Linked DNA regions of Homo sapiens: region 2 is linked to region 1. Evidence: read pairs that join two places in POLR2A ChIA-PET (ENCODE). Cell type or tissue: Panc1. All regions are shown on one strand. Each heading gives the region's core, and the rest is flanking DNA. Links, peaks and the distances in the headings are about the cores only. Region 1 overlaps IDH2-DT (IDH2 divergent transcript). Region 2 holds the start of TTLL13 (tubulin tyrosine ligase like 13).

Region 1 (15,117 bases), core at 3,424-11,423:
GGCCAACATGGTGAAACCCTGTCTCTACAGAAATACAGAAATTAGTCGGGCATGATGGTGGGTGCCTGTAATCCCAGCTACTTGGAAGGCCAAGGTGGGAGAATCACTTGAACCCAGGAGGTGGAGGTTGCAGTGAGCTGAGATTGCGCCATTGCACTCCAGCCTGGGTGACAGAGTGAGACTCAGTCTGAGAAAAATAAAAAATAATTTAAAAAAAAACTGTTTCATACATACATCTATCCTGTTAGTTCTGTCCCTCTAGAGAACCCTCACTAATCCACTCACTTTCTTAAGATCACTTAACATGCATAGTAACCCCCCATACAAAATAAGGAAGTTAGTCATTTTGCCCAGAACAGAGCAGGACTCCCAGTTCCAGGTCAGTGATTATCCCATTTTGTCACAGGATGTACCACAAGATCCCCTGAGGCTTCCTCTTATTTGATCAAATAGAAAATACACTCTTAGAGGCGGGGCACGGTGGCTCACGCCTGTAATCCCAGCACTTTGGGAGGCAGAAGCAGGCGGATCACGAGGTCAGGAGTTTAAGACCAGCCTGGCCAACATAGTGAAACCCCGTCTCTACTAAAAATATAAAAATTAGCTGGGCATGCTGGTGGGCACCTGTAATCCCTGCTACATGGGAGGCTGAGACAGGAGAATGGCTTGAACCCGGGAGGCGGAGGTTTCAGTGAGCCGAGATCATGCCATTGCACTCCAGCCCGGGTGACAATGCAAGACTCTGTCTCAAAAAACAAAAAAAGAAAATACATTCTTAGAATTGACCTCCCTGTAGTCAACATAGATGGAATTTATTGCAAGCATTGGTCCTTTTCCCTTGAAAAAGATTTGCCTGTTCAATAATTTAGATCTGAGTTTCATTAGGAGGGAAATAGGCTTCCGTTCTGATCTATCAGTAGTGGTTGCATAGGAGCTCACCTGGAAAGAGTTCTGCGATCAACTAGTCAGGCCTGCCAAGGGCCAGGCAGTGGGAGAGTTAAAGCTTGTGTGCTAAACATTGTGCAGTCAGCCCTCAGTATCTGTGGGGGATTGGTTCCAGGACCTTCCTTGGGTGCCAAAATCCATGCATGCTCAAGTCCCTGATATAAAATGGCATAGTATTTGCATATAACTTACCCACATCCTCCCATATACTTTAAATCTCTAGATTTTACACATAATATGTAATACAATCTAAATGCTATGTAAATAGTTTTTATGCTGTATTGTTTGGGAGAGAATGACAAGGAAAAGGGTACGTGTTCAGTACGGCACAATGATTTTTTCAATTTTTTCCAATTTTTTTTTTTCTGGAGACAGAGTCTCACTCTGTCACCCAGCCTGGAGTGCAGTGGCACCAACAATAGTTCACTGCAGCCTTGAACTCCTGAGTTCCAATGATTCTCTTACCTCAGCCTCCCAAGTTGTTGAGACTACAGGAATGCACCACCATGCCTGGCTTTTTTTTTTTTTTTTTGGTAGAGATGGGGTCTTGCTGTGTTGCCCAGATGGGGTCTTGCTATGTTGCCCAAGCTGGTCTCAAACTCTGGGCCTTAAGCGATCCTCCTGCCTCAGCTTCCCAAAGTGCTGACATTACAGGTGTGAGCCACCGTGCATGACCCTTCAAATATGATTTTTCTGTGCTTGGTTGAGTCCATGGATGTAGAATCCACAGATACAGCACCCACAGATACTGTCAGGCCTCTGAGCCCAAGCGAAGCCATCATATCCCGTGTGACCTGCACGTATACATCCAGATGGCCTGAAGCAACTGAAGATCCACAAAAGAAGTGAAAATAGCCTTAACTGATGACATTCCACCATTGTGATTTGTTCCTGCCACACCCTAACTGATACAATATATTCTCCCCTGCCCTTAAGAAGGTAATTTGTGGCCAGGCGTGGTGGCTCAAGCCTGTAATCCCAGCACTTTGGGAGGCCAAGGCAGGCAGATCCCAAGGTCAGGAGATCGAGACCATCCTGGCTAACATGGTGAAACCCCGTCTCTACTAAAAATACAAAAAATTAGCCGGGCGTGGTGGCGGGCGCCTGTAATCCCAGCTACTCAGAAGGCTGAGGCAGGAGAATGGCGTGAACCTGGGGGGCCGAGGTGGCAGTGAGCCGAGATCACGTTACTGCACTCCAGCCTGGGCGACAGAGCAAGACTCTGTCTCAAAAAAAAAAAAAAAAAAAAAAAAAAAGAAGGTACTTTGTAATATTCTCCCCTGCTCTTAAGAATGTACTTTGTATGCCTATCCCTATAAGAACTAATGATAATCCCACCACCCTTTGCTAACTCTTTTTTCAGACTCAGCCCACCTGCACTGAGGTGAAATAAACAGCTTTATTGCTCACACAAAGCCTGTTGGTGGACTCTCTTCACATTGATGCGCGTGACATTTTGTGCTGTGACTTGGATTGGGGGCCCTTCCTTGGGAGATCAATCCCCTGTCCTCCTGCTCTTTGCTCCAGGAGAAAGATCCACCACGACCTTGGGTCTTCGGACCAACCAGCCCAAGGAACATCTCACCAATTTTAAATCGGGTAAGCGGCCTCTTTTTACTCTCTTCTCCAACCTCTCTCACTATCCCTCAACCTCTTTCTCCATTCAGTCTTGGCACCATCCTTCAATCTCTCCCTTCTCTTAATTTCAGTTCCTTTCCTTTTCTGGTAGAGACAGAGGAGACACATTCTATCCGTGAACCCAAAACTCCAGCACCAGTCATGGCCTCGGGAAGACAGTCTTCCCTTGGTGTTTAATCACTGTGGGAATGCCTGCTTGATTATTCACCCATGTTTCAGAGGTGTCTGATCACCGCTGGGAAGCCTGCCTTGATCGTTCACCCTTAGTGGCAAGCACCACTTTCCTGGGGGGCAACACCCCCCACCCCTTCTCTCCATGTCTCCACTCTCTCTTTTCTCTGGGCTTGCCTCCTTCACTATGGGCAACCTTCTACCCTCCATTCCTCCTTCTTCTCCCTTAGCCTGGCAAGAACTTAAAACCTCTTCAACTCACACCTGACCTAAAACCTAAACCCCTTATTTTCTTCTGCAATGCCGCTTAACCCCAACACAAACTCGACAGTGGTTCCAAATAGCCAGAAAATGGCACTTTCGATTTTTCCATCCTACAAGATCTAGATAATTCTTGTCATAAAATGGGCAAATGGTCTGAGATGCCTGATGTCCAGGCATTCTTTTACACATCGGTCCCTCCCTAGTCTCTGTTTCCAATGCTACTCATCCCAAATCCTCCTTCTTTCCCTCCCACCTGTCCCCTCAGTCCCAACCCCAAGTGTCACTGAGTCTTTTCAATCTTCCTTTTCTACTGACCCATCTGACCTCTCCCCTCCTCCCCAAACTGCTCCTCCTCAGGTCTTTCCCTGCCAGGCTGAATCAGGCTCCAATTCTTCCTCAGCCTCCGCTCCCCCATCCTATAATCCTTCTGTCACCTACCCTCCTCACACCCAGTCCAGCTTACAGTTTTGTTCTGCAACTAGCCCTCCCCGACCTGCCCAACAATTTCCTCTTAAAGAGGTGGCTGGAGCTAAAGGCATAGTCAAGGTTAATGCTCCTTTTTCTTTATCTGACCTCTCCCAAATCAGTTAGCGTTTAGGCTCTTTTTCCTCAAATATAAAAACCCAGCCCAGTTCATGGCTCCTTTGGCAGCAACCCTGAGACGCTTTACAGCCCTAGACCCTGAAGGGCCAGGAAGCCGTCTTATTCTCAATATGCATTTTATTACCCAATCCGCTCCCGACGTTAGATAAAGCTCCAAAAATTAGATTCCGGCCCTCAAACCCCACAACAGGACTTAATTAACCTCACCTTCAAGGTATGCAATAATAGAGTAGAGGCAGCCAAGTAGCAAAATATTTCTGAGTTGCAATTCCTTGCCTCCACTGTGAGAGAAACCCCAGCCACATCTCCAGCACACAAGAACTTCAAAATGCCTAAGCCGTAGATGCCTAAGCTGCAGCGGTCAAGCCTTCCTACAGGACCTCCTCCATCAGGACCTTGCTTCAAGTGCCAGAAATCTGGCCACCGGGCCAAGGAATGCCAGCAGCCCAGGATTCCTCCCAAGCTGTGTCCAATCTGTGCAGGGATCCACTGGAAATCAAACCACCCAGCTTGCCCGGCAGCCACTCTTAGAGCCCCTAAAGCTCTGGCCTAAGGCTCTCTGACTGACGCCTTCCCAGATCTTCTTGGCTTCGCAGCTGAAGACTGACACTGCTCAATCACCTCAGAAGCCTCCTGGACCATCACAGACGCTTTGGGTAACTCTTAAAGTGGAGGGTAAGTCAGTCCCCTTCTTAGTCAATATGGAGGCTACACACTCCACATTGCCTTCTTTTCAAGGGCCTGTTTCCCTTGCCTCCATAACTGTTGTGGGTATTGACGGCCAGGCTTCAAAATCCCTTAAAATTCCCCCACTCTGGTGCCAACTTGGACAACATTCTTTTATGCACTCCTTTTGTTATCCCCACCTGCCCAGTTCCTTATTAGGCCAAGACACTTTAAATTATCTGCTTCCCTGACTATTCCTGGGCTACAGCCACACCTCATTGCCGCCCTTTTCCCCAGTTCAAAGCCTCCTTCACATCCTCCCCTTGTACCTCCCCACCTTAATCCACAGGTATAGGACACCTCTACTCCCTCCTCGGCGACCGATCATGCACCCCTTACCATCCCATTAAAACCTAATCACCCTACCTTGCTCAATGCCAATATCCCATCCCACAGCACGCTTTAAAAGGATTAAAGCCTGTTATCACTCACCTGTTACAGCATGGCCTTTTAAAGCCTATAAACTCTCCTTACAATTCCCCTATTTTACCTGTCCAAAAATCAGACAAGTCTTACAAGTTAGTTCAGGATCTGTGCCTTATCAACCAAATTGTTTTGCCTATCCACCCCGTGGTGACGAACTCATATACTCTCCTCCTCAATGCCTCCCTCCACAACCCCTCCACAAGCCATTATTCTGTTCTGGATCTCAAACGTGCTTTCTTTACTATTCCTTTGCGTCCCATCCCAGCCTCTCTTCGCTTTCACTTGGACTGTCCCTGACACTCATCAGGCTCAGCAAGTTTCCTGGGCTGTACTGCCTCAAGGCTTCACGGACAGCCCCCATTACTTCAGTCAAGCCCAAATTCCTTCCTCATCCATTACCTATCTCGGCATAATTCTTCATGAAAACACACATGCTCTCCCTGCTAATGGTGTCCGGTTAAATCTATCCTCAAGGAAATCACTTCTCAGTGTTCCATCTGCTATTCTCCTACTCCTCAGGGATCGTTCAGGCCCCCTCCCCTTCCCTACACGTCAAGCTCAGGGATTTGCCCCCACCTAGGACTGGCAAATTGACTTTGCTCACATGCCCCGAGTCAGGAAACTAAAATACCTCTTGGTCTGGGTAGACGCTTTCACCGGATGGGTAGAGGCCTTTCCCACAGGGTCTGAGAAGGCCACCACAGTCATTTCTTCCCTTCTGTCAGACATAATTCCTCGGTTTGGCCTTCCCATCACTATACAGTCCGATACCGGACCGGCCTTTATTAGTTAAATCACCAAGCAGTTTCTCAGGCTCTTGGTATTCAGTAGTAAAATCTTCATACCCCTTACCGTCCTCAATCTTCAGGAAAGGTAAAACGGACTAATAGTCTTTTAAAGACATACCTCACCAAGCTCAGCCTCCAGCTTCAAAAGGACTGGACAGTACTTTTACCTCTCACCCTTCTCAGAATTAAAGCCTGTCCTCAGGGTGCTAGTAAAGCCCATTTAAGCTCCTGTATGGACAGTCCTTTTTATTAGAGCCCAGTCTCATTCCAGACACCATCCCAACTTGAACTGCACCCCAAAAACTTGTCATCCCTGCTATCTTCTGTCTAGTCATACTCATATTCATTATTTTCAACTACTTGTAAATACCCTGCCCTTGTTTACACTGCCAGTTTACACTTTTCCTCCAAACCATCATAACTGATATCTCCTGGTTTTACCTCAAACCGGCACCATTAAGTCTCTCTCAAAGTGGATAGATCATCTTTGCTGACAGGGTGCACTCCAGTACTTTCACCCTGATGAAGTCCTATTCTTTACTTTTATACTCACTCTTATTCTCGTTCCCGTTCTTATGCCACCCTCTACCTCTCCCCAGCTATCTCCACCACACTATCAATCTCACTCACTCTCTCCTAGCCATTTCTAACCCTTCTTTAACAAACAATTTCTGGCTTTGCATTTCTCTTTCCTCCAAAATTGTGGAGGCCTCGACTTACTCACTGCTAAAAAAAAAATTAAAAAAAGACTCCATATATTTTTAAATAAAGTGTTTTTTTTGTTTTTGTTTTACCTAAATCAATCTGGCCTGGTATACAACATAAAAAAACTCAAGGATAGAGCCCAAAAACTCGCCAACCAAGCAAATAATTATGCTGAACCCCCTTGGGCACTCTCTAATTGGATGTCCTGGGTCCTCCCAATTCTTAGTCCTTTAATACCTGTTTTTCTCTTCCTCTTATTCGGACCTTGTGTCTTCTGTTTAGTTTCTCAATTCATAAAAAACCGCTTCCAGGCCATCACCAATCATTCTATACGACAAATGCTCCTTCTAACAACCCCACAACATCACCCCTTACCCCAAAATCTTTCTTCAGTTTAATCTCTCCCATTCTGGATTCCCATGCTGCCCCTAATCCCGCTCGAAGCAGCCCTGAGAAACATCTTCCATTATCTCTCCATACCACCCCCAAAAATTTTCGCCGCCCCAACACTTCACCACTATTTTGTTTTGTTTTTCTTATTAATATAAGAAGACAGGAATGTCAGGCCTCTGAGCCCAAGCGAAGCCATCATATCCCCTGTGCCCTCCACATATACATCCAGATGGCCTGAAGCAACTGAAGATCCACAAAGGAAGTGAAAATAGCTTAACTGATGACATTCCACCATTGTGATTTGTTCCTGCCCCACCCCAACTGATATGATATGTTCTCCCCCGCCCTTAAGAAGGTACTTTGTAATATTCTCCCCCGCCCTTAAGAAGGTACTTTGTACACCTATCCCAAACCTACAAGAACTAATGATAATCCCACCATCCTTTGCTGACTCCTTTTTCGGACTCAGCCCGCCTGCACGCAGGTGAAATAAACGCCTTGTTGCTCACACAAAGCCTGTTGGTGGACTCTCTTCACACGGACACGCATGACAGATACAGCACCCACAGATACAGAGGGCCAACTGTATTTTCCCAGGCTGGTAAGAGGTGGGGTAGGGGATAGAGGTAAGGGTTAGCTTTGCAGATTGGAAAGGAAAGAGATTCTGCAGAAGTCTTATTGGTTTTTCAACCTCTTTTCTGAGTAGTTTAGAGTGGGGTGGTTGCTGGTTGAGAAGGTTTATGTCTGTTTGGCAGAGTCATGGTGGAAGGTATCCAGAAGAGAGAAGTACACACGGCAGCTCTTGGAGTTTTGACACCCCCTCCCCGCCAATCCAGGGCACTGTTAGCAGGGCAGTTACGAAGACTCTTGGGCCAGGCTGCCTCTTGGCACTCAGGCCTGAAGAGGTGGGGAGAGCAATGACCTGTAGAAGTGGCCTGGCAGGAGGAATGCTGAGTTTGTCTTTCTGCCAGAGGCAGACACAGGATGTACTAATTGCAGCCTGGTCCTCTGCTCTAGGTACAAATGGATTTAGATCTTATGGAGTCTGAAGCTTTTAGTTGGATTGGCAGGATAAGGGAGTCCTTTTTAAGAAAGTAATGCGAATTAGGTACTGACCCTTGGAAAGGGCCTATGCAAGTGAAGGGGCCCTGGAGCTCAAGCTTCAGAAAAGGATACATGCAAGAAGAAAATAAAACAGGATGGCCGGGCGCTGTGGCTCACACCTATAATCCTAGCACTTTGGGAGGCTGAGGCAGGAGGATTGCCTCAGCTCAGGAGTTCCAGACCAGCCTGGGCAACATGGCAAAACCATGTCTCCACTAAATATACAAAAAATTAGCCGGGTGTAGTGGCGCACACCAGCTACTCAAGAGGCTGAAGCACAAGAATCGCTTGACCCTGGGAGGTGGAGGTTGCAGTGAGCAGAGATCGCACCACTGTACTCCAGCTTGAGTGACAGGGCAAGACCCTGTCTCAAAAAAAAGAAAAGCATATTTGTTATGGCCAATGATGTAATCAATCATGACCAGGAATCACCCACAAAACGCAAAAGGACAGTGTTCAGAGAGCTTCCAGGTAGGTGAACAAGAAGACTTCCATCTGCTGGGAGGGTGGTTCACCCCAACTCCACAGAGATGGAAGCTCCTGTGCTGAGACCAGCTCGGTCGGGGAGATCCTAACCCAGCGGCGTTAGAGGAATTAAAGACACACACACACAGAAATATAGAGTGCAGAGTGGGAAATCAGGGGCCTCACAGCCTTCGGAGCTGAGAACGCTGAACAGAAATCTACCCACGATTTATTGACAGCAAGCCAGTGATAAGCATTATTTCTGTAGATTATAGATTACCTAAAACTATTCCTTATGGGAAACAAAGAGATGGGCGGAAACAAAGGGATGGGCTCTGGCTAGTTATCTGCAGCAGGAACATGTCCTTAAGGCACAGATCACTCATGCTGCTGTTTGTGGTTTAGGTACGCCTTTAAGCGGTTTTCCGCCCTGGGTGGGCCAGGTGTTCCTTGCTCTCATTCCGGTAAACCCACAACCTTCAGTGTGGGCGTCGTGGCCATCACGAACATGTCACAGTGCTGCAGAGACTTTGTTTATGGCCAGTTTTGGGGCCAGTTTATGGCCAGATTTTGGAGGCCTATTCCCAACACTCCTGTGCTCAGGACCCTTCCAGAGCTCACCCCCTGTATCTCCAGGTAGATCATGTCAGAATTGAATTGAATTATGGGAATCCCAACTGGTGTCTGCTGCAGAATTACTAGTTGTATGGAGAAAAAAAGCCCAAACGTTTGGCATTAGAAGTGTTGTGTTGGCTAGGTGTGGTGACTCACGCCTGTAGTCCCAAAACTTTCGGAGGCTGAGGCAGGAGAATCACTTGAGCCTAGGGGTTCGAGACCTGCCTAGGCAACATAACAATACCCCATCTCTACAATAAATAAAAAATATACTGGCATGGTGCACACCTGTAGTCCTAGCTACTCAGGAGACTGAGGTAGGAGGATCACTTGAGCCCAGGAGTTCAAGGCTGCAGTAAGTCGAGATCGTGCCACTGCACTCCAGCATGAGCAACAGAGATCCCATCTCAAAAACAAACAACAACAATAAAAAACTTTATCTGAAGAATGCAAGTCCCAGGCCAGGCGCAGTGGCTCACGCCTGTAATACCAGCACTTTGGGAGGCCAAGGTGGGTGGATCACAAGGTCAGGAGTTCAAGACCAGCCTGGCCAACATAATGAAACCCTGTCTCTACTAAAAATACAAAAAATTAGCTGGGCGTGGTGGCGGGTGCCTGTAATCCCAGCTACTTGGGAGGCTGAGGCAAGAGAATGGCTTTGACCCGGGAGGCAGAGGTTGCAGTGAGCCGAGATCACACCATTGCCCTCCAGCCTGGGTGACAGAACGAGACTCCATCTCAAAAAAAAAAAAAAAAAAAAAAAAGGATGCAAGTCCCCCTTTCGTTATCAGGCCCAGAGAATCTTTGAAATGCAACAGCAGGTTGGGCGCAGTGGCTCACACCTGTAATCCCAGCACTTTGGGAGGCCCAGGTGGGCAGATCACAAGGTCAGAAGTTCGAGACCAGCCTGGCCAACATGGTGAAACCCTGTCTCTACTAAAAATACAAAAAATTAGCTGTGCATGGTGTACCTGTAATCCCAGCTACTCGGGAGGCTGAGGCAGGAGAATCACTTGAACCCCGGAGGCAGAGGTTGCAGTGAGCCGAGATCGTACCACTGCACTCCAGCCTGGGTGACAGAGCGAGAGAGCGAGACTCTGTCTCAAAAAAAAAAAAAAAATTAGCTGGGCGTACTGGTGCACACGCCTGTAATCCCAACTACTCAGGAGGCTGAGGCAGGAGAATTGCTTGAGCCAAGATTGCACCACTGCACTCCAGCCTGGGCAACAGAGTAAGACTCTGTCTCAAAAAAGAAATGCAACAGCATATGACAGCAGTCACATCTCACCCGCCCCCGACCACCAAGCTAAATAATTACCTCTTGAAGCCACTTGCTATATGGGCTCTAGACTAACTGACACCACCACATAGCCATAAAATGCCATATTCCAGACACTATAACTCATACCCCATAGCTCAACAATGCATAGCCAATCACAAGCCAATGTTATTCCTGCAAACTAATAAGAACATTGTTGAATCACCCACTCCTTGTCCCCTTTTGCCTTTAAAGGCCTGCTTGTAACAAAAGCCGAACACACAGCGTACCCCAAGGCAACTTGAAGTGTGTCCCCAATGGCTGTCCTCACTCTTGGCCCAAATTAACCCTGTATATTGATTTTGCCTCAGCTTCTTTCTCTCGGTCAACACTAGAATGTCCAACAGCCAGTTTGGGGTGGATGGGAGGGCGAGCCCTCTGAGCACCTGCCCTGTTCGTGCTCTGAGTGGGTCTCAGCGGCCGGACGGCTTGCTCTCCCCTCGGGCCGTGAAGTCCTCAGCCTCCCAAAGTCTGACGTCCTTGGAAATATTTGAGGTCCTCCAGACTCCAGCAGCAAGCTTGTGGCAGGAGCGGCAGGGGGATGAAGGAACTGGACTGTGGGAAGTGCCTAATGAGTCAGCCAACTCTGTGGAGGGGAGGGAAGGAAACATGCCGTGTTAAGAGGATCTGCAAGCCAGGGACGGGTGGGGAGTGGAGCCCGTGGAGGATGGACAGCTGGACCATGTGAGTTTCCATTGTGTCGGGGGGAACGTGTCACCCAGAGGTCTCTCCAGCAGTCTCCCCACCCCCACCCCTGCAGATTCCACAGGACCAAGGGCTTCCCTGGACAAGGGCCTGGTCCTTGGAGTCTAAGGCAAGACTCCAATCTCCACAGTTGCCCGAGCTCTCTTCCCTGTTTGGGACTTGGGAACGGGAAGATTTGGGAGGTGAAGAGCTGGGACTCCCTTTGGTGGAGAAAGCTTGGGTTTCAGCACTGACTTGGAGAGACCAAAACAAAGGGTTTTTGGCCAGGATAGAGTGATTCTCAGGAGGAAAGGCAGGAAAGCATTTCCCCATATTCAGGTAAGGAGAGAGAGAAAATTAACAAACTGTTGCTGTGGAGGGAGACAAACACCTTGATAAACTCAAGAAGCTGGTTACGGGGATCCCGGCAAACCCGCCGGCGCAGAGCACAGTAGTGGAGAGGCCCGGGGAATCCCAGCAAAAAACACCCCACCGGCTGGGCGCCGCGGCTCACACCTGTAATCCCGGCACTTTGGGAGGCTGAGGTGGGCAGATCACAAGGTCAAGAGTTCTAGACCAGTCTGGCCAACATGGTGAAACTCAGTCTCTACTAAAAATACAAAAATTAGCCGGGTGTGGTGGTGGGTGCCTGTAATCCCAGCTACTTGGGAGACTGAGGCAGGAGAATCTCTTGAACTAGGGAGGCAGAGGTTGCAGTGAGCTGAGATCACACCATTGCACTGCAGCCTGGGTGACAGAGCAAGGCTCCGTCTCAAAAAAAAAAAAAAAGACAAAAAGAAAAACACCCCACCAACCAGCAAACAAAACAACAAAAACCAAGGAGGAACGACCAGGAACAGTGTCTGTAGCCTCAAATGCCTTTATACCAGTGACGGTGACACCACACCGTGGGGCCCTGCCCCCAATCAACTGAAAAATGAGGCAGCGACAGTTGTGGGAAGCCATCAGTGGGAGGAGACCAAAAGACTAGAGTGGTTTTTTTCTGCTTTGTTGAAATACAATTGACAAATAAAAGTATACATATTAAAAGCATACAACGTGATGACTTGGTATATGGACACGTGAGATGATTATGACAATCAAGCTGATTGACACACTCATCACCTCCCATAGTTACCGTTGTTACCCATTTTTTTAAAAAAAACGAGAACACTTTAGAGGTACTCTCAAAAGATTGTTTTGTAAAGTTGTTTTTAAAGGTTGGGATCACCCAGACTCTAATTCAAGTGACCTTATGGGAGCCCGGGAAGACAGGATTGTAAGCAGGTAAAGGAAACCTCCACAATTCTGTTTCTTGGTGAGGAGAAAGCCTGTCTTGAAGGAGGTGTGGAGGAGGCGGGGGCCGGCAGCCAGTTGACGAACAGCCAGAAGGTGGCAGTGTCTACCTGGGGAGGGGCAGTGGGCTGAGCCCCTGGCTGGGGCGAGTCCTTTATCACACCACAGCCAGGGCCAGCTGTGTGCAGCCCCAGATTACTCCTTGACAAGACTCAGTCCCGCCAGGCCCTCCCCGCAGGCCTGTTTTTTATGCTGGTCTGGCCATGAGGTAAGGCTGGATAGGGACAAAGTGCCCGAGCATGACAGCTGCCCAGGCTGGGCCCAGTTGCACAGCTTGGGTGGCCCTAGCCTTCGAGCTCTAAATCGAGTCTCCTCCTACTCCTAGCCCATGGCAGTCGGGCCCCGGACATTCTCCTCACTGCTTCCAGGATTCTAGAGGGCTTTCCAGTGCCCCTGGCCCCAGTCCTGCAGTGTTGACCTCCTGAGTCCCTGCCTCTCACTTCCCGGTGATGTCCCTCTGCTCTGTGCCCATCCTAGAAAAAAAAAAAAAAAAAGCCCTCTTTCTATGCTTTCTTTTTTCTTTCTTTTCTTTCTTTCTTTTTTTTTTTTAATGAGACAGTCTTTTTCTGTCACCCAGACTGGAGTGCAGTGACGTGATCTCAGCTCACTGTAACCTCTGCCTCCCAGGTTCAAGCGATTCTCCTGTCTCAGCCTCCCGAGTAGCTGGGACTACAGACACCCGCCACCACACCCGGCTAATTTTTGTATTTCTGGTAGAGATGGGGTTTCACCATGTTGATCAGGCTGGTCTTGAACTTTTGACCTCGTGATCCACCCACCTTGGCCTCCCAAAGTGCTGGGATTACAGGCGTGAGCCACAACGCCCGGCTTTTTCGTATTTTTAATGGAGATGCGGTTTCACCATGTTGGCCAGGCTGGTCTCAAACTCCTGACCTCAGGTGACCCACCCGCCTCAGCCTCCCAAAGTGAAAGTGCTGGGATTACAGGTGTGAGCCACCGTGCCCGGCCTTTCTATGCTTTCTTGTCACATGAGCTACAGCTTTTACTGAAGGCTTGGGCAATAGAGGGGTGTACTGGGGTGTACTTAGTAGGAAAACAAACCATTTCAAAAAGAATAGTACAGATCCTGTTCTTAAAAGTCCTTTGAGGTCTGGCATGGTGGCTCATGCCTGTAATCCCAACACTTTGGGAGGCCAAGACAGGCAGATCACAAGGACAAGAGTTCGAGACCAGCCTGGCCAACATGGTGAAACCCCGTCTTTACTAAAAATTAAAGAATTAGCCGGGGGTGGTGGCATGCGCCCGTAGTCCCAGCTACTCAGGAGGCTGAGGCAGGAGAATTGCTTGAACCTGGGAGGCAGAAGCTGTAGTGAGCTGAGATCGCACCACTGTACTCCAGCCTGGGCCACAGAGCAAGACTCCATCACCAAAAAAAAAAAAAGAAAAGAAAAAAAAAAAGTCCTTCGAGGCTGGGTGCAGTGGCTCACTCCTGTGATCCCAACACTTTGGGAGGCTGAGGCGGGCGGATCACCTGAGGTTGGGAGTTCAAGACCAACATGACCAACATCGAGAAACTCCATCTTACTAAAAATACAAAATTAGCTGGGTGTGGCAGCACATGCCCGTAATCCGAGCTACTCGGGAGGCTGAGGTAGGAGAATCACTTGAACCCAGAGGCGGAGGTTGCAGTGAGCTGAGATCACGCCATTGCACTCCAGCCTGGGCAACAAGAGTCTCAAAAAAAAAAAAAAAGCCCTTTGGTCTCCCCGCCACTGTGAAATTCTCAGTGGACACATACCTCCCAGGCTCTGCCCTTGCCATTTTGTTTTCTCCCTCCCTCCTCCCTCCTTCACCCTTCATTTCTATGACCATCTTTCCATTTCTTCTTCTCTTTTGGGGTCCCTCGCCCCCAAGTTCCGGTTAACGTTCTCTGTAAAGCCGTTTGATTCCTCCTGTGTTTAAACATCTTCCTTCAACTATGTCCTTAGCACCTCCCCTTCCTCAACAAAAGTGGCTATCAAGATATTTTCCTAAACAAAAACCGGTCTCACCCTGCTAAATGCATTGGAAACTTACCACCTGGTGTATATATTGGCCTCCTGAGCAATTGATTAGTCTGAGTCCACAGCTGGGACCTGGCTCTCCTCTCCACCAGCTGCCAGGCGGAGGGCAGACCCAGGGCCCCAGGGGTGAATTTGTCAGGGCAAAGGCCTCTGTGGGCAGCCTCTTGGCAGCCTGCCAGTAGCCCCTTCTGGCAGCGTCCCACCTCTCCCGGCATCACAGATCAAGCCTCAGAAGAGCAGGGCCTAAGGAGAAAACCCGAGAGTGACGATGGCAAAGAGTGATCACAACACCCCAGGTGGGTGGACTCCGGGGGAACGCAGAGGTACTCGGGCCCAGAGCTGGTGGGAGAGGGGAGGTGATGGGAAACTGGACACCCAGAAAGTCCCACCAGCATGGAAATCCACTGGGGGGCTCAGCACCCCTGGAGAGGCACTGGGAGTTGGGAGGATCAAAGGAAAGACAGGGCTCTCACTGCCGGTGAATAGGACAAGCTGGGAAGGAAACAGACAATGCTTTCCAGGTTGGATTGCCAAGGCAGAGAGGCAAGAGAGGGGATGGAGAGAAGTCTTCAAAACTGCCATTCAAGGCCAGGCACAGTGGCTCTCCACCTGTAATCCCAACACTTTGGGAAGTTGAGGCAGGAGGATCGCTTGAGCCTAGGAGTTTGCGACCAGCCTGGGCAACATAGCAAGACCCCGTCTCTAAAAAAGTAGAAAACTTAGCAGGACATGGTGGTGTATGCCTATAGTCAGAGCTATTCAGAAGGCTGAGGTGAGAGGACTGTGTGAGCCCAGAACATCTAGGCTGCAGTGAGCTGACATCACACCACTACACTCATTCAGCCTGGACGACAAAGTGAGACCCTGTCACAAAAAAAGAAAAAAAAAAAAA
Region 2 (15,117 bases), core at 3,489-11,488, 110 kb after region 1:
CGCCACCACTCCTTCATCAAACATCCTGAAGGAATGAGAGTCCCTGTTCACAGCGTAAGGGTGAAAGGGGGCTCACACAGGTGGGTTCTGGCTGCTGTCTGAGTGGGCTCACCCAGGAGGGGTTTTGATTTCTCTGCCTCCCAAACTGTGGGTCCTAGCCCTGGCTTAGGCCTTCAGGTCGTTGGCTCCCTATACCTAGGCCTGTATAAAGCCTTAGTTTCCAGTTTTCATTAGAGGTTTTACATCCCAAATGATGTTACAAAGTCTCCCTGTGATAAAGCAGAATATGTGTCCATAGCCCATTTTATAAGAAAAACAGTTTAGGCCAGGTGCGGTGGCTCACGCCTGTAATCCCAGCACTTTGGGAGGCTGAAGCAGGCAGATCACAAGGTCAGGAGTTCAAGACCAGCCTGGCCAACATGGTGAAACCCCGTCTCTACTAAAAACACAAAAATTAGCTGGGTGTGGGTGCACATCTATAGTCCCAGCTACTCAGGAGGCTGAGGCAGGAGAATCGCTTGGACCTGGGAGGCGGAGGTGGCAGTGAGCCGAGATCGCGCCACTGCACTCCAGCCTGGGCGGCAGAGAGAGACTTTGTCTCAAAAAAAAAAAAAAAGAAAAAAACAGTTTACCATTCTATCAGAAAATGTTGACCACCCTCATATTTTTGGTAAACTGCAGTAATTTTTCCTTAATACTTTTTGCAAGCTTTTGCATGCATAAGCTCCAGTATCACACTTAATTTTGCTTGCTTGCTCTCTGAAGGGAGTTCGGATGACCATTACAGCAAAGTGGATTTTGCGTTCAAAGTGATAAGCCAAATATCAGGATTTTCCCAGTTTCTCCGTAGGACTGATGTTTAGAGGAAAGCCTTCCCTGACTCAAATATGTTTCTCCATATAAAAAGGGGAAAGTAAAATGGGTTTTCTTTCTGGTGGTATTTCTCAGCTATTTATATGCTTTGTGAATCTTCAAGAAGAGCATTTGGACTGCAGCTTTTTCTACTGAGTAGGAAACACGTAGGGGCCCTTTGTACTCCGAGCCCTGGGCTTTGAGTATGGTAGGAAGTGCTGACCCAGCCCAGGACCTCCCCACGTTTTTGCTTAACTCTTCATGCAGAGGCCGGGCACGGTGGCACACTCCTGTAATCCCAGCACTTTGGGAGGCCGAGGCGGGCAGATCACCGGAGGTCAGGAATTCAAGACCAGCCTAACCAACATGGTGAAACCCAGTCTCTACAAAAATACAAAAATTAACCGGGCATGGTGGCATGCGCCTGTAATCCTAGCTACTCAGGAGGCTGAGGCGGAAGAATCGCTTCAACCCAGGAGGCAGAGGTTGCAGTGAGCCAAGATCGTGCCATTGCACTCCAGCCTGGGTGACAGAGCGAGACTCCATCTCAAAAAAAAAATACAAAACAAAAAACGATAATCAGAACTCTTCATGCAGGGCCTCATGTACTAAGAGGGTTTAGACTTGATCTAATGGGAAACCTTGAAGAATACTTAATGTGGGGTAACAGCTTTGCATTTGAGTAACAGCTTTGCATTTGAGGAAGAATACTTACGCTGTAATGGGGAGGATGGATGGAGTGAAGAATAGAATCAGGGAATCCAGTTAACAGACTGCTGAGGCCAGGTGTAGTGGCTCACGCCTGTAATCCCAGCAGCACTTTGGGAGACCCAAGCAGGTGGATCACCTGAGGTCAAGAGTTTGAGACCAGCCTGACCAACATGGTGAAACCCCATCTCTCTGAAAATACAAAAATTAGCCCCGTGTGGTGGCAGATGCCTGTAATCCCAGCTACTCAGGAGGCTGACGCAGGAGAATCACTTGAACCCGGGAGGCAGAGGGTGCAGTGACCCGAGATTGAGCCATTGCACTCCAGCCTGGGCAACAGAGTGAGACTCTGTCTCAAAAAAAAAAAAAAAAAAAAAAAAAAAAAAAAAAAAAAAAAAATTGCTGAATTGTGGCAATTCAGGCAAGAAATGGTGGTCGAGGTCCTAGAATAGTCCCTAGAACACTAAATTGTTTGTTGATGCAATGAGTGTCCTGGAAGTCAAGGGACTGCAGAACATTTCCAGGAGGACCATTTCTTTCTTTCCTTTTTTTTTTTTCTTTTGAGACGGAGTCTCACTGTGTCATCCAGGCTGGAGTGCAGTGGCACGATCTTGGCTCACTGCAACCTCTGCGTCCTGGATTCAAGCAATTCTCCTGCCTAGGCCTCCTGAATAGCTGAGACTACAGGCGTGCGCCACCATGCCCAGCTAATTTTTGTATTTTTAGTAGAGACAGGGTTTCACCATATTGGCCAGGCTGGTCTCGAACTCCTGACCTCGTGATCCACCTGCCTCAGCCTCCCAAAGTGCTGGGATTACAGCCATGAGTCACCACACTGGCCTTTTTTTTCTTTTCTTTTCTTTTTTCTTTTTTTTTTTTTTTTAAGAGAGAGAGTCTCGCTGTATTGCCCAGCCTGGTCTCAAACTCCTGGCCTCCAGTAATCCTCCTGCCTCAGCTTCCCAAGGTGCTGGGATTAGCGATGTAGGCTGCCACTCCTAGCCAGGAGGAGAGTTTCATATGAGAGTATCATATGCTGAGGAAAGATCAAGAAGTCTGTGAATCGGGCAGCCCATTTCTCCATCAGCCAGGAAGGACATTGGTGTTGAGGTTGACATACCTATCAAGGACAATAACTACCATGGCTTCCAGTGTTTTGATGAAACCTCAGATGCATGACCTCTGGTTTCACATTGCTGTATCCCTGTATAGAGGGTTGTAGCACTCTATACATTTGCTGTGGCTGAACCGGGAAAGAAGGCATATGCAGATTTCTAGAGAAATTATAATTCCATCAAAGATTTTTTTGTTTGCTTTTTTTTTTTGAGACAGAGACTCCCTCTGTCGCCCAGGCTGGAGTGCAGTGGCGCGATCTCCGTTCACTGCAAGCTCCGGATTCACACCATTCTCCTGCCTCAGCCTTCCAAGTAGCTGGGACTACAGGCGCCCGCCACCATGCCCAGCTAATTTTTATTTTTTTATTTTTTTATTTTTAGTAGAGAGGGGGTTTCACCGTGTTAGCCAGGATGGTCTTGATCTCGTGACCTGGTGATCCGCCCACCTTGGCCTCCCAAAGTGCTGGGATTACAGGCGTGAGCCATCACACCCGGCCAGATATTTGTTTTTTTAAATACGAGTTCTCACTCTGTCACCCAAGCTGAAGTGCAGTGGCATAATCATAGCTCACGGCATCCTCTTAACTCCCATGCTCAAGAGATCCTCACACCTCAGTCTTCCTAGTAGCTGGGACTACAGGGCCTGCCACCTAGCCTTGCTGATTCTATGAAAGATTTTGAGGAGATGAGGAAGGCTGGTATCTTTCAAAGTGCAAAGTGATTTTGGTATAAACAGTTTCTTTGGGTTGCATTACATAGAAGTTTATCACTAACCTATGTTCCTGAACTATGAAACATGAATATGTGGGCAAAGAAATAGCTTATCTTTATAGACAATTAACAACAACAAAAACAGTCTATGAATTAGAGAATGTCCATGCCTTTTTTAGGCCGAGTTCAGTGGTTCATGCCTGTAATCCCACCACTTTGGGAAGCCAAGGTGGGCAGGTCACTTGAGGTCAGGAGTTCAAGATCAGCCTGGCCAACACAGCAAAACCCCATCTCTACAAAAAATACAAAAATTAGCCAGGCATGGTGGTGCGCACCTGTAGCCCCAGCTACTTGGGACGCTGAAGTGGGAGGATTGCTTGAGCCTGGGAAGCTAAGTAAAGTTGCAGTGAGCTGCGATCACACCACTGCAATCCAGCCTGGGCTACAAAGCAAGACCCTGTCTCAAAAAAAAAAAAAAAAAAAAAAAAAAAAAAAAAAAAAAAAGTCCATGTCTTTTTAAAAGGATGGAAACATTTTAAGTGTTCTCTAGATTTAGCCACACAGTATAATTTTAGGGTGACAAGTTGAGCTGAGTTGGGTGGAGGTGGTGAGCAGAAATCAAAGTGGGTGGATGTCAGGAAGAGAAGGTGACAGTGAAGGAGCACTGTGATAAGGCGGTTTGGTTATTCCTTAATGGAGCTGTCTCAGTCCACCAGAGGCAAAGCCTTGAAAGGCACGTGGCCTTACCATGGCTGTCACTCTTGAATGCATAGGCTTTGCTAGCTAAACTTAGAGTTACTAAAGAATTGAGCCCGGCGTGGTGGCACGCTCCTGTAGTCACAGCTACTGGGGAGGCTGAGGCAGGAGGATTGCTTGAGCCCAGGAGGTCCAGGCTGCAGTGAGCTATGATGGTGCATTCCACTGCACTCCAGCCTGGGCGACACAGCAAGACCCCGTCTCAAAAAAAAAAAAAAAAAAAAAAAGGGAGAATTGAGGAGAGGCAAACAGCTATTTGTCCTCATTATATGCTTGGCCAAATTCCTTGGCCCGGGGTTTAGGGAAAGATGGGAGTGCGGCGAGAACTGGCTTCGAAGCGGGAGGGCTGCAAGTCCCATGATACACCGGAAGAATCTGGCGTCGAGGCCGGCCAGCTCCAAAGGGCAAACGCTGTCTCCCCCACCCAAGGTAGCCTCGGCCCGCGCCCAAGTGGGTGTGGCTGCGGGAAAGCCCCGCCCCCAGGACGCTTCTCCAATGGGAACTGCCCTCGTGTCCATGGCAACGGCGGCGGCCACGGGCTTGCTAGAGGAAGCGCTGCCCCGGCAGCCGCAGCCACGGCCACCGGGAGCTAGGAGTGAACCCCTGCGGGGGAGCAGCTTCCCCCTCGCGATCGTGGGGACAGCCAGTCCTGTGAAACGAGGAGGCGGTTCCGGACGCCCAGAAACGCCCAGGGAGACCTGGAGCCGGGGGAAGAGGGGACATGAGCGGCCAGCTGAGTCCATCCCCAGGCGGCTAGGGGCGGACCCAGCAGCCCCTCAGCTCTCCTCGTAACCACGGGTGGGCAGTCTCCACCGTCACAGCCCAAAGGGTCTTAGCCATCGGGTGCCTGTCCCTAGTGTGTACACGTGCAGAAAATGAGTCCTGGGAGAGGGAAAGGGCCAGCGTAGGGGGCTTTTGGTCTTCAGCTGTATTTTATTTTATTTATTTATTTATTTATTTATTTAGAGACAGACTCTTGCTCTGTCGCCCAGGCTGGAGTGCAGTGGTGTGATCTCGGCTCACTGCAACCTCCACCTCCCAGGTTCAAGTGATTCTCCTCCCTCAGCCTCCCGAGTAGCTGGGATTACAGGCAACGCACCAGCACACCCAGCTAATTTTTGTATTTTTAGGAGAGACGGGATTTCACCGTGCTAGCCAGGCTGCTCTCCAACTCCAGACCTCAAGTGATCTGCCCGCCTCAGCCTCCCAACGTGCTGGGCCGATTCAGCTGTATTTTAAAGCGAAGGTCCCCCCAGCACTCACAGCCATCCTCTTTCCCAATTAGGAACAAAAGAGCCATGGTCATGGCCCATACCATCTGTGTCCAACTCCTGAAGGCACCCCTGTGCGTTGTATGATCCAGTGTGAACCTGGATGATTGGGGCTTGTCATCAGGGAATCCACATCTCACTGGTGTCTTCCACCCCCATGCACCTCCACCTACCTGGACACATCCCATTCCTCAGTGAAACAGTTTTGTCCTGAAGGGGCAGCAACTTTCCCTTATAACAGCATGAAGGTCGTTCTGGTGGATTCCTTCAGGCCTTCTAGGGCCTGAGGGAGGTCTGAGGTCTGATATACACTTCATTCCCACCCCGCAACCCCTCAGAATCTGAGAGAATGGAGCCGAGTACCTGTAGGACCATGGAATCAGAGGAAGACTATGTTGAGGAAAAGGAATCTGAGAAGTGTGTTAAAGAGGGAGTTACCAACCCCTCTAACTCTTCACAGCAGGCTCTCTTAAAAGCTGACTATAAGGCATTAAAAAATGGGGTTCCCTCACCCATTATGGCCACAAAAATTCCGAAGAAAGTCATAGCCCCAGTTGACACAGGCGACTTAGAAGCTGGGAGGAGGAAGAGAAGGCGGAAACGCAGGTAACTATTCCCTAGATCCCCTCAACTGCCCAGCTCCAGGGAGTCACCCATTGGCCTCCCTTCAACATCTGGAGGAGCTGGGATCTCAGATCTTCCCTTTAGCCTACAAAAGAGGACAGGAAATGCTGGAGTGTCATTAACCCTTTGATACAACAGAAACAAAATTCAGAACCATTTAGGCTGGCTCATTTTGGAATCCCAGCCTGTTTATGTCATCCTGGTCTGTCTTTTTTTTTTTTTTTTTGAGACAGAGTCTCGCTCTGTCGCCCAGGCTGGAGTACAGTGGCGTGATCTCGGCTCACGGCAAGCTCCGCCTCCCGGGTTCAGGCCATTCTCCTGCCTCAGCCTCCCGAGTAGCTGGGACTACAGGCACCTGCCACCACGCATGGCAAATTTTTTTTTTTTTTTTTGTATTTTTAGTAGAGACAGGGTTTCATTGTGTTAGCCAGGATGGTCTCTATCTCCTGACCTTGTGATCCACCCGCCTCGGCCTCCCAAAGTGCTGGGATTACAGGCATGAGCCACCGCGCCCAGCCCATCCTGGTCTGTCTTTTAAGTGGCTTCTAGAGAAAAGGAATTGTGTTGTGAATTTGTTGGATGTCTTTTCATCTGAGTACCTGTCCTTCCCTCCCACTCTTCCTGATTTATGCTATTCCTCCATTCCAGATCACTGGCCATCAACCTGACCAACTGCAAGTATGAGAGTGGTAAGCACCCAGCCCGTCGCTCACACTGTGGTGCATAACATGGTGCCTACAGCTGCTGTTCTTCCTCTGGAATGGACCCCCGATCAGGCTTCCAGCCCCTGGGGCCTGGCGGGCTTGCCTCTAACCTGTACTGAGCTTCCTAGGTGTCCTCTGCCTCAGACACTGGAAGCTGAGACATTGCCATTCCAGGTAGTCTCAGTGTTAGGGAGGGTATCCTCACAGTAAACAAGAAAAAAAAAAAAAAAAGTCCAAGAGCCACTACTGCCCCACCCTTCCCAGATTTTATTTATTTATTTTTGAGACAGAGTCTCGCTTTGTCATCCAGGCTGGAGTGCAGTATTGCAATCATAGCTTAATGCAGCCTTGAACTCCCGAGCTCAAGCCGTCTTCCTATCTGAGCTTCCCAGTAGCTGGGACTACAGGCCTGCACCACTATGCTCACCTAATTCTTTTTTTTTTTTTGAGACCGAGTTTTGCTCTTGTTGCCCAGGCTGGAATGCAATGGCGTGATCTCGACTCACTGCAACCTCCACCACCCAGGTTCAAGCGATTCTCCTGCCTCAGCCTCCCAAATAGCTGGGATTACAGGCATGTGCCACCACATCTGGCTAATTTTGTACTTTTAGTAGACAGAGTTTCTCCATGTTGGCCAGGCTGGTCTTGAACTCCTGACCTCAGGTGATCCACCCACCTCAGCCTCCCAAAGTGCTGGGATTACAGGCATGAGCCACCATGCCCAGCCTGCCCAGCTAATTCTTAAATGTTTTGTAGAGACAGAGTCTTGCTATGTTGCCCAGGCTGGTCTTGAACTCCTGGGCTCAAGTGATCCTCCCACTTCAGCTTCTCAAAGGCCTAGGATAACAGGCAGGAGCCACCATGCCAGACCCTTCCCAGATTTTACCAGAGATGAGACAAGCTTAAAACAGTTTTTTCAAGGAAGATTTGAAGGGACTTCAACGATTAAGAAAAAAAACAATCTCCAGCTAGGTCCTTCCCCTAATATTCCCTCTGGCATCTTTATAAGGAACCACACAAGTATGGAGTGTGAAGTGCCAGTGTGACCCCACCTATAGGCAGCTCTCCAAGCCATAAACATCCCTGATTGAGAGATAAGACTGACAGGAGCAGCTGGGCACGGTGGCTCATGCCTGTAATCCCAACACTTTGGGAGGCCAAGGCAGGCGAATCTCCTGAGGTCAGGAGTTCGAGACCAGACTGGCCAACATGGTAAAACCCCGTCTCTACTAAAAATACAAAAATTACCCAGGTGTGGTGGTGGGCGCCTGTAGTCCCAGCTATTGGGGACGCTGAGGCACGAGAATCTCTTGAACCTGGGAGGCGGAGGTTGCAGTGAGCCAAGACCGTGCCACTGCACTCCAGCACAAGGGCGAAACTCCGTCTCTAAAAAACAAACAAACAAACAAACAAAAAACCAGGTTCTAGTTTTCTCTGCTAGGTATTTTGGAAGGGCCCTGACAGCCCCTAAGAACTTGAAATTGTCATGTGGTAACTAAAGTACAGGGCTGAGGCAAGAACTACCTCCCTCTTCAACCTGCCCTCGGGTCAGGTGTATACCTTACCTGACCCAGCTACACAGTTCCAGGGCTTGTTGCTGGTGTCCATGCTGGCACTACTGATCTCCCTGTCTCTGCAGTGCGTCGGGCAGCCCAAATGTGTGGCCTGAAGGAGGTGGGGGAGGATGAAGAGTGGACTCTGTACTGGACAGACTGCGCTGTCTCACTGGAACGAGTCATGGACATGAAGAGGTTTCAGGTACCCATCTCCTGACCTGAGAGCCGACAGGGGCTAGGGCCCCAGAATGACTATTCCCACCTCCTTGCCCAGGCACCCAAGACTGCTACTCTTTGTGGCTGTCCCCTTGTGCAGACAAGAAAGACCACCCCCAGGGTCTTCTTTTCCAATGGAAAGATCTCCTCTTGGAGATTGTGGGTTTCTGGAATTACCCAAAGGAAGTTTCTGGTGGGCACATCCTATCTCATGATTTGCACTTTGCTTGGTGGCATCTGTGTGTAGCTGGCCCTCTCCAGGGTGGGTGAGCACATCTTAGGGAGAATACTGGGAGGCAGCTTCAGAGCTAACAGCAGGGCCAGTTGAATGATCCAGCCTTCTAAGCAACTTAGTTTAGCATTCCACATCCATTAGGAGACTGCGGGGTCCTGCCTGGTGGCAAGAAATTCAGGAATGATCCACCGGGGTCCACAAGAATAGAACTGCCTTGTGACATTTTTATTATCCTCTAATTGGGCGTTTGTGGTGATCAGCAATAAAATAATTTAAAAGAGTCTGCAGGCTTATTCTTTGGGGAAGCCAGGCAGGAAGTTGAGGAAATTAAAACCTGTCCCACAACTAGTCTTGGGAGAGGTGCCCAAGAGAGAAAGCAAGTGCTAGAAGTTCTCAAGAAGCTCCAGAGGAGGTTGGGTGTGGTGGCTCACACCTGTAATCCCACCACTTTGGGAGGCCAAGGCAGGTGGATCAATTCAGGTCAGGAGTTCACTTGAACCCAGGAGGTGGAGGTTGCAGTGAGCAGAGATCATGCCACTACACTCCAGCCTGTGTGACAGAGTGAGACCCTGTTTTTTTTTTTTTTAAAAAAAAAAGGCTGGGCACAGTGGCTCACGCCTGTAATCCCAACTCTTTGGGAGGCCGAGGCGGGCGGATCATGAGGTCAGGAGTTCAAGACCAGCCTGACCAACAGGGTAAAACCCCATCTCTACTAAAAATACAAAAATTAACCAGGCATGGTGGCGCACACTTGTAATCCCAGCTATTTAGGAGGCTGAGGCAGGAGAATCACTTGAACCCAGGAGGCGGAGGTTGCAGTGAGCCAAGATTGTGTCATTGCACTCCAGCCTGGGTGACAGAGTGAGACTCCATCTAAAAAAAAAAAAAAAAAAAGGACGCTCCAAAGGAGGGGCATTTGTAAAATGAGGAATGCAGGCTGGGCACGGTGGACGGTGGCTCTCGTGCCTGAAATCCCTTTGGGAAGCCAAGGTGGGCAGATTGCTTGAACTCAGGACTTTGAGACCAGCCTGGGCAACAGGCAAAACCCCATCTCTACCAAAAATACAAAAATAAAAAAATATTAGCCAGGCGTAGTGGTGCATGCTTTAGTCCCAGCCACTTGGGAGGCTGAGGCAGGAGGATCTCTTGAGCCTGGGAGGCAGAGGCCGCAGTGAGCTGAGATCACACCACTGCACTCCAGCCTGGGCGACAGAGGGAGACCCTGTCTCAGGGAAGGGGGAAAAAAAAAGGATAAGGATAACAATAATCAGCAGCATTTACTGAGGGCTTACTGTACAACAGACTCCGTGTTAAGTGCTTTTATAGTATTACCCCATTAAATCCTCAAGAACAGCCCTGAGCAGCAGATATCCCTTGGTTAGGACATGGAGGGTCAGAAATACTAAGTTCATACAGTGAGTGCGGCCAGTGATGGGGAAACCCAGTGGAGAGCACTTAGCATACTCTTTGTGGCTGTCCCCCTGTGCAGACAGGAAAGACCATCCCCAGGGTATTCTTTTCCAACGGAAAGATTCTCCTCCTGGGTCTCTGGAATTACCTGAAGGAAGTGTCTGGTGGGTACATCCTATCTCATTATTTGTTCTTTACTTGGTGGCATCCCGGATGCTGCCACCCATCCAGCAGGACAGAGCAGCCAGGGGTTTCTGGCAGGCACCAGGGTGATGCCATGCCCTCAGTGGGTGCCATGGCATCACATTCCTTGGGGCTGGTTCTTAGTTTCCTTTTATCTTTTGTGTCTTTTGGGGAATGCTTTCGTCTCATTGTCTGCTTTGTGCTATCATGCATTAGTTATTGTTAGAGGACTAGGCCTGGTGGTCTGAGGGGTGTTAGAAGGTGGACTGTGGAAGCCACAGTCTTGGCTAGTTACATTCCTTCTCACTGCCCCTCATTTGCTGAGCTCAGTGTGGATGTGTGTGTTGGGTAGGAGTCACAGAGGGTTTTCTCACCTGCCTTAAGGAACCTTCCTATGTTTGCCCTTGGGGTCCTTGGTGCAGTGCTTACCTCCACTGTGACTTCTCCCTTAACCTTCCCAATCCTCCTCCACTGCTTCCTGGGATGCCCAGGTGCTAGGAAATGCCACTTACTCTGGGGGCTCATACTAACTGGCTGTGTTTCAGAAAATCAACCACTTCCCTGGCATGACAGAAATCTGCCGCAAAGATCTGCTGGCTCGGAACCTCAACCGCATGTACAAACTCTATCCCTCTGAGTACAACATCTTCCCCCGCACCTGGTGCCTCCCCGCAGAGTGAGTGGGTCTGGCTTCCCATGCTGAGATACCAGGGGGAGGAAAAGGGTCGCTCTCAGAGCTCTGGTCTTGTGACCTAGGAATGTCTCAGAGGGATGGAAGTGGAATGAGAAAGTTTCAGCTGGTCAAAGAAAAGAGGGTCTGAGACTGAGTGCTCCAGGAAGAGCATGGACTAGATAGCAGGAAGAGCTCCATGCGGCCCCGGGAAAGCCTTGATGCACAGAAACCTTTTGACCAGGCCCTCTCTGCACATAGCTATGGGGACTTCCAGTCCTACGGTCGTCAGCGAAAAGCCCGCACATATATCTGCAAGCCAGACAGTGGCTGTCAGGGACGTGGCATCTTCATTACCCGAAATCCCCGGGAGATCAAGCCAGGAGAGCATATGATCTGCCAGCAATACATCTCCAAGGTGAAGGATGCCTCAGGACCATCAGCCTTCCCTAGTCCCCAGCACTGGGCTGCCTCATCTCTCCCAAAAGCCAGGGAGGAAGCTGGTCTTAGGCTTCTACCCTTCCCACTAGCCCCGTTTTCCTGGAGGCAGTATCCAGCCATGGTTCAGAACCAGCCTGCCTGGGGTTGAATCTCAGTTTCCACTTCCCAGATATGTGACCTTGGGCAAGTTTCTTACCCTCTCTCTGTGCCTCTGTCTCCTTCCTTTTTCTTTCTTTCTTTCTTTCTTTCTTTCTTTCTTTCTTTCTTTCTTTCTTTCTTTCTTTCTTTCCTTCCTTCCTTCCTTCCTTCCTTCCTTCCTTCTTTCTTTCTCCCTTTCCTTCCCTTCCTTTCTTCCTTCTTTCTCTCTACCTCTCTCTCTCTTTCTTTCGATGGAGTCTCTCTGTGTTGCCCAGGCTGGAGTGCAGCGGCACGATCTCAGCTCCCTGCAACCTCCGCCTCCCGGGTTCAAGCAATTCTCTGCCTCAGCCTCCTGAGTAGCTGGGATCACAGGCACCTGCCACCACGCCCAGTTAACTTTTGTATTTTTAGTAGAGACGGGGTTTCACCATCTTGGCCAGGCTGGTCTTGAACTCCTGAACTCGTGATCCACCCTCCTCAGCCTCTCAAAGCGCTGGGATTACAGGCATGAGCCACCATGCCTGGCCTCTCCTCATTTATTAAGTGGGAGTAATAACAGTAACTATTTTACATGGTTATTGTGGAAATTCAATTAGCTATGTGTGTGAAGCACTTAGAACAGCACATAGTAGGCACTTCAAAAGTGTTATTATTCCCTCATGGGTTTGCATGCTCCCAGCCCCTCCTCATTGATGGCTTCAAGTTTGATATGCGAGTCTACGTCCTGATCACATCCTGTGACCCTCTCCGGATCTTCACATATGAGGAGGGCCTAGCCCGTTTTGCCACCACGCCCTATATGGAGCCCAGCCATAACAACCTGGTAAGGGGACTGGGAAGCACTCTTCTTTTCCACTGCCAAAAGTGCTGAGGTTCTCTAGAGAAACATGGTAGAGAGGTTTGTCACTGTCACCAAAGAACAAGGAATGAAGCCAGCAAGAGCTGCAGCATCTAGCTGGGAGGCAAGTGTTTGGTAGGTGGTGAAGGAGAAAAGGTCAGCACCCGGAGGAGCCCAGCACACACTCTTCCCCAGGATCATCTAGAATAGCAGTCCTCTGGTGGAGAGAGACAGGAGACGAGAGATCCTCGGGAGGGGTGGGGAGCAACAAGGTAATGAAGGGCTGGAGAGGACGGCCGCATGCAGACAGTCTGAGACCACAGGGCCACTCTTTCCACAGGACAATGTCTGCATGCACCTGACCAACTATGCTATCAACAAACACAATGAGAATTTTGTCCGGGATGGCGCTGTGGGCAGTAAGAGGTACTCCCTACTCTGTTTTCTCCTGCTTCCTCTGCCCCTTAGCCCCACAGTCCCAGTAGCCCATGAAACCAAGCTGGCTCTTGGGAGGCTAATTGCCCAGGGAAACTCAGCCTTTATAGACCCTGTCCTGTGCCTGCACTTTGGAGCTCTAAGTGCAGCCCCAAACCTCACCCTGATAACTAGTCCCTGCTCCAAACTGCTAGCAGCCCTTCAAAGCCCGGGCATGCAATTAGCGTTAGTGTGAGGGAGCCTCCTGCCTACAGCCTGGCCCAGTGGCCTAGAAACTGGCCTTCCTCTGAGCACTGGGCCTCGCAGGAAGCTGTCGACACTCAACATCTGGCTGCAAGAGCACAGCTACAACCCTGGAGAGCTGTGGGGGGACATCGAGGACATCATCATCAAAACCATCATCTCAGCCCATTCTGTTCTACGCCACAACTACCGAACCTGTTTTCCCCAGTATCTGAATGGAGGTACATGTGCCTGTTTTGAAATCCTTGGTTTTGACATCTTGCTGGACCACAAGTTGAAGCCCTGGCTGCTAGAGGTGAGGATTATCTCCTAGGCTTTGCAAAACCAAGGTCCAGAGGCCTCCTTGAATAGGACACCTGGGACAGGGGTACACTCAGGTGGTGGAACACAGAATGGGAGATGTGAAAGCCCTGGGGTGGGCAGGAATGAGCAGAAGGCATAAGATCTCTACCCTTTTGACCTGCTGAGTCAAATCTTGGTGGTTTTTGGCCTCTACCGTAGGAATGCAGGTTTGGGATCCCCAGTGCCCTAATGTAAGTCTTTAGGGACACACTATCTAGAGAGGCAGGCCAGCTGATTTGCTCTCACTGGTCTGTGAATTGGAGATCTCTATGGCAGAGTTTTGTGGCCTTGGAAGCCAGAGCATCCAGCCTCCCCGGCTGAGGCCATGGGAGAGGAATATCTTAGACCCTCTAGTTAATGCCTGCAAGAGGCCACCACCTGCTCAGGTGGTCTGGGAAAGGGGTGTATAATGACTCCTCCTGGCAGGTAAACCACTCTCCAAGCTTTACCACGGACTCATGCCTTGATCAAGAAGTAAAGGATGCACTTCTCTGTGATGCTATGACCCTTGTCAACCTCCGGGGCTGTGACAAAAGGAAGGTGATGGAGGAGGATAAGCGGCGAGTCAAGGAACGGCTTTTCCAGTGCTACCGACAGCCACGAGAATCTAGGTGTGCTAGGTGTCTGGCATGTGTTTAGTTCTTCATTATTCCTGAGAGTAAAAGTCCTCCTTTAGATGAAGAATGTGGCCTGGGGCTGATTTGCTATCAAAAACAACTTTTTGCATAGATAATATGTTCATATTTGCATTAAAAAAATCACAGGACCAGGCTTGGTGGCTCATATCTGTAATCCCAGCACTTTGGGAGGCTGAGGCAGGAGGATTGCTTGAGCCCTAGAGTTCAACACCAGACTGGGCAACATGTGAGACTCTGTCCCTAAAACACAAAAAAGAAACAAAGGAATAATAATTAAAAAATAAAAAATTAGCTGGGCATGGTGACATGCCTGTATTCCCAGCTACTCAGGAGGCTGAGGTGGGATGGTTACTTGAGCCCAGGAGGTCAAGCCTGCAGTGAGCCATGTTTGCACCACTGCACTCCAGCCTGGGCAACAGAGTGAGACCCTGTTTCAAAAAAAAAAAAAGTCATATATCATAGATAAGTTCAAAATTTTAAAAATACAGAGGGTAGTCTTTCTCCTCCCCTTCTCCTCCAGGTACTCAGTTTTCCTCTCTGGAGCCAATCAACATTCCTACTATCATATGTATATAGTACGCATTTAATATATATGTATTTATACAAAATATTTTTCTCCCTGCCTACTCAGACAGAGGCATAACTTTCACACTGTCTGCACCCTGGTTAGCAACGTATTTTAGAGCCATTCTCATGTTAGCACATAAGGAACTTTCTGTGGTTTGATTAGCTGGTTTGTTTTTCTAACAAATCTCCTTTAGAAACCAGTTCCTGAGAAACTTTGTCATAAAGAAACACAGAAAACAGTTTAGTCATTCAATAATAGAGAATCGTTTACATCCGTGTTGGTCACCCATTGTTGTTTTCTTTGTAAAATGAGTTACAAACATGGTAACTGGTCACCGATACTAAAATTGTAATTTGTTAATGATACATACAAATGAATTTCAGTACATGTATAGTTATCACTATGATCACATTGCTCTTCCCACTTACATTCCAATATGCAGGGGCAGTGTGTGTTTGATTCCCCA

What was found. Peaks named below come from ENCODE experiments on the same cell type or tissue, not always from the same donor. Only the 100,000 strongest peaks of a DNase experiment are listed, where the experiment ranks them.
Region 2: POLR2A ChIA-PET joins it to region 1 with 13 read pairs; 5 of 35 experiments call an interaction of 5 or more read pairs at or near these places.

Annotation. Positions count from the first base shown.
Region 1 is chr15:90,131,089-90,146,205 of GRCh38, forward strand. It overlaps IDH2-DT (IDH2 divergent transcript), which reads left to right. Exons shown (of 3, transcript NR_149130.1): 3 at 2,309-2,484. Among named protein-coding and RNA genes, the nearest start is that of IDH2, 36 kb to the left of the region's middle. RefSeq lists enhancers at 10,609-10,903, 12,453-12,987. In Panc1, for the core only: no CTCF peak of the experiment used is centred there; no DNase peak of the experiment used is centred there; H3K27ac peaks cover 1,483 bases.
Region 2 is chr15:90,244,872-90,259,988 of GRCh38, forward strand. TTLL13 (tubulin tyrosine ligase like 13) reads left to right here and starts at 4,685. Exons shown (of 15, transcript NM_001396017.1): 1 at 4,685-4,937; 2 at 5,749-6,016; 3 at 6,683-6,723; 4 at 8,378-8,496; 5 at 10,884-11,014; 6 at 11,270-11,426; 7 at 12,267-12,410; 8 at 12,766-12,851; 9 at 13,167-13,398; 10 at 13,872-14,056. The coding sequence starts at 5,760. GDPGP1 (GDP-D-glucose phosphorylase 1) reads left to right here. Exons shown (of 4, transcript NM_001013657.3): 4 at 1-940. It also overlaps a transcript of CIB1 not described here. RefSeq lists enhancers at 14,668-14,717, 14,738-14,967. In Panc1, for the core only: no CTCF peak of the experiment used is centred there; no DNase peak of the experiment used is centred there; H3K4me3 peaks cover 1,208 bases; H3K27ac peaks cover 903 bases.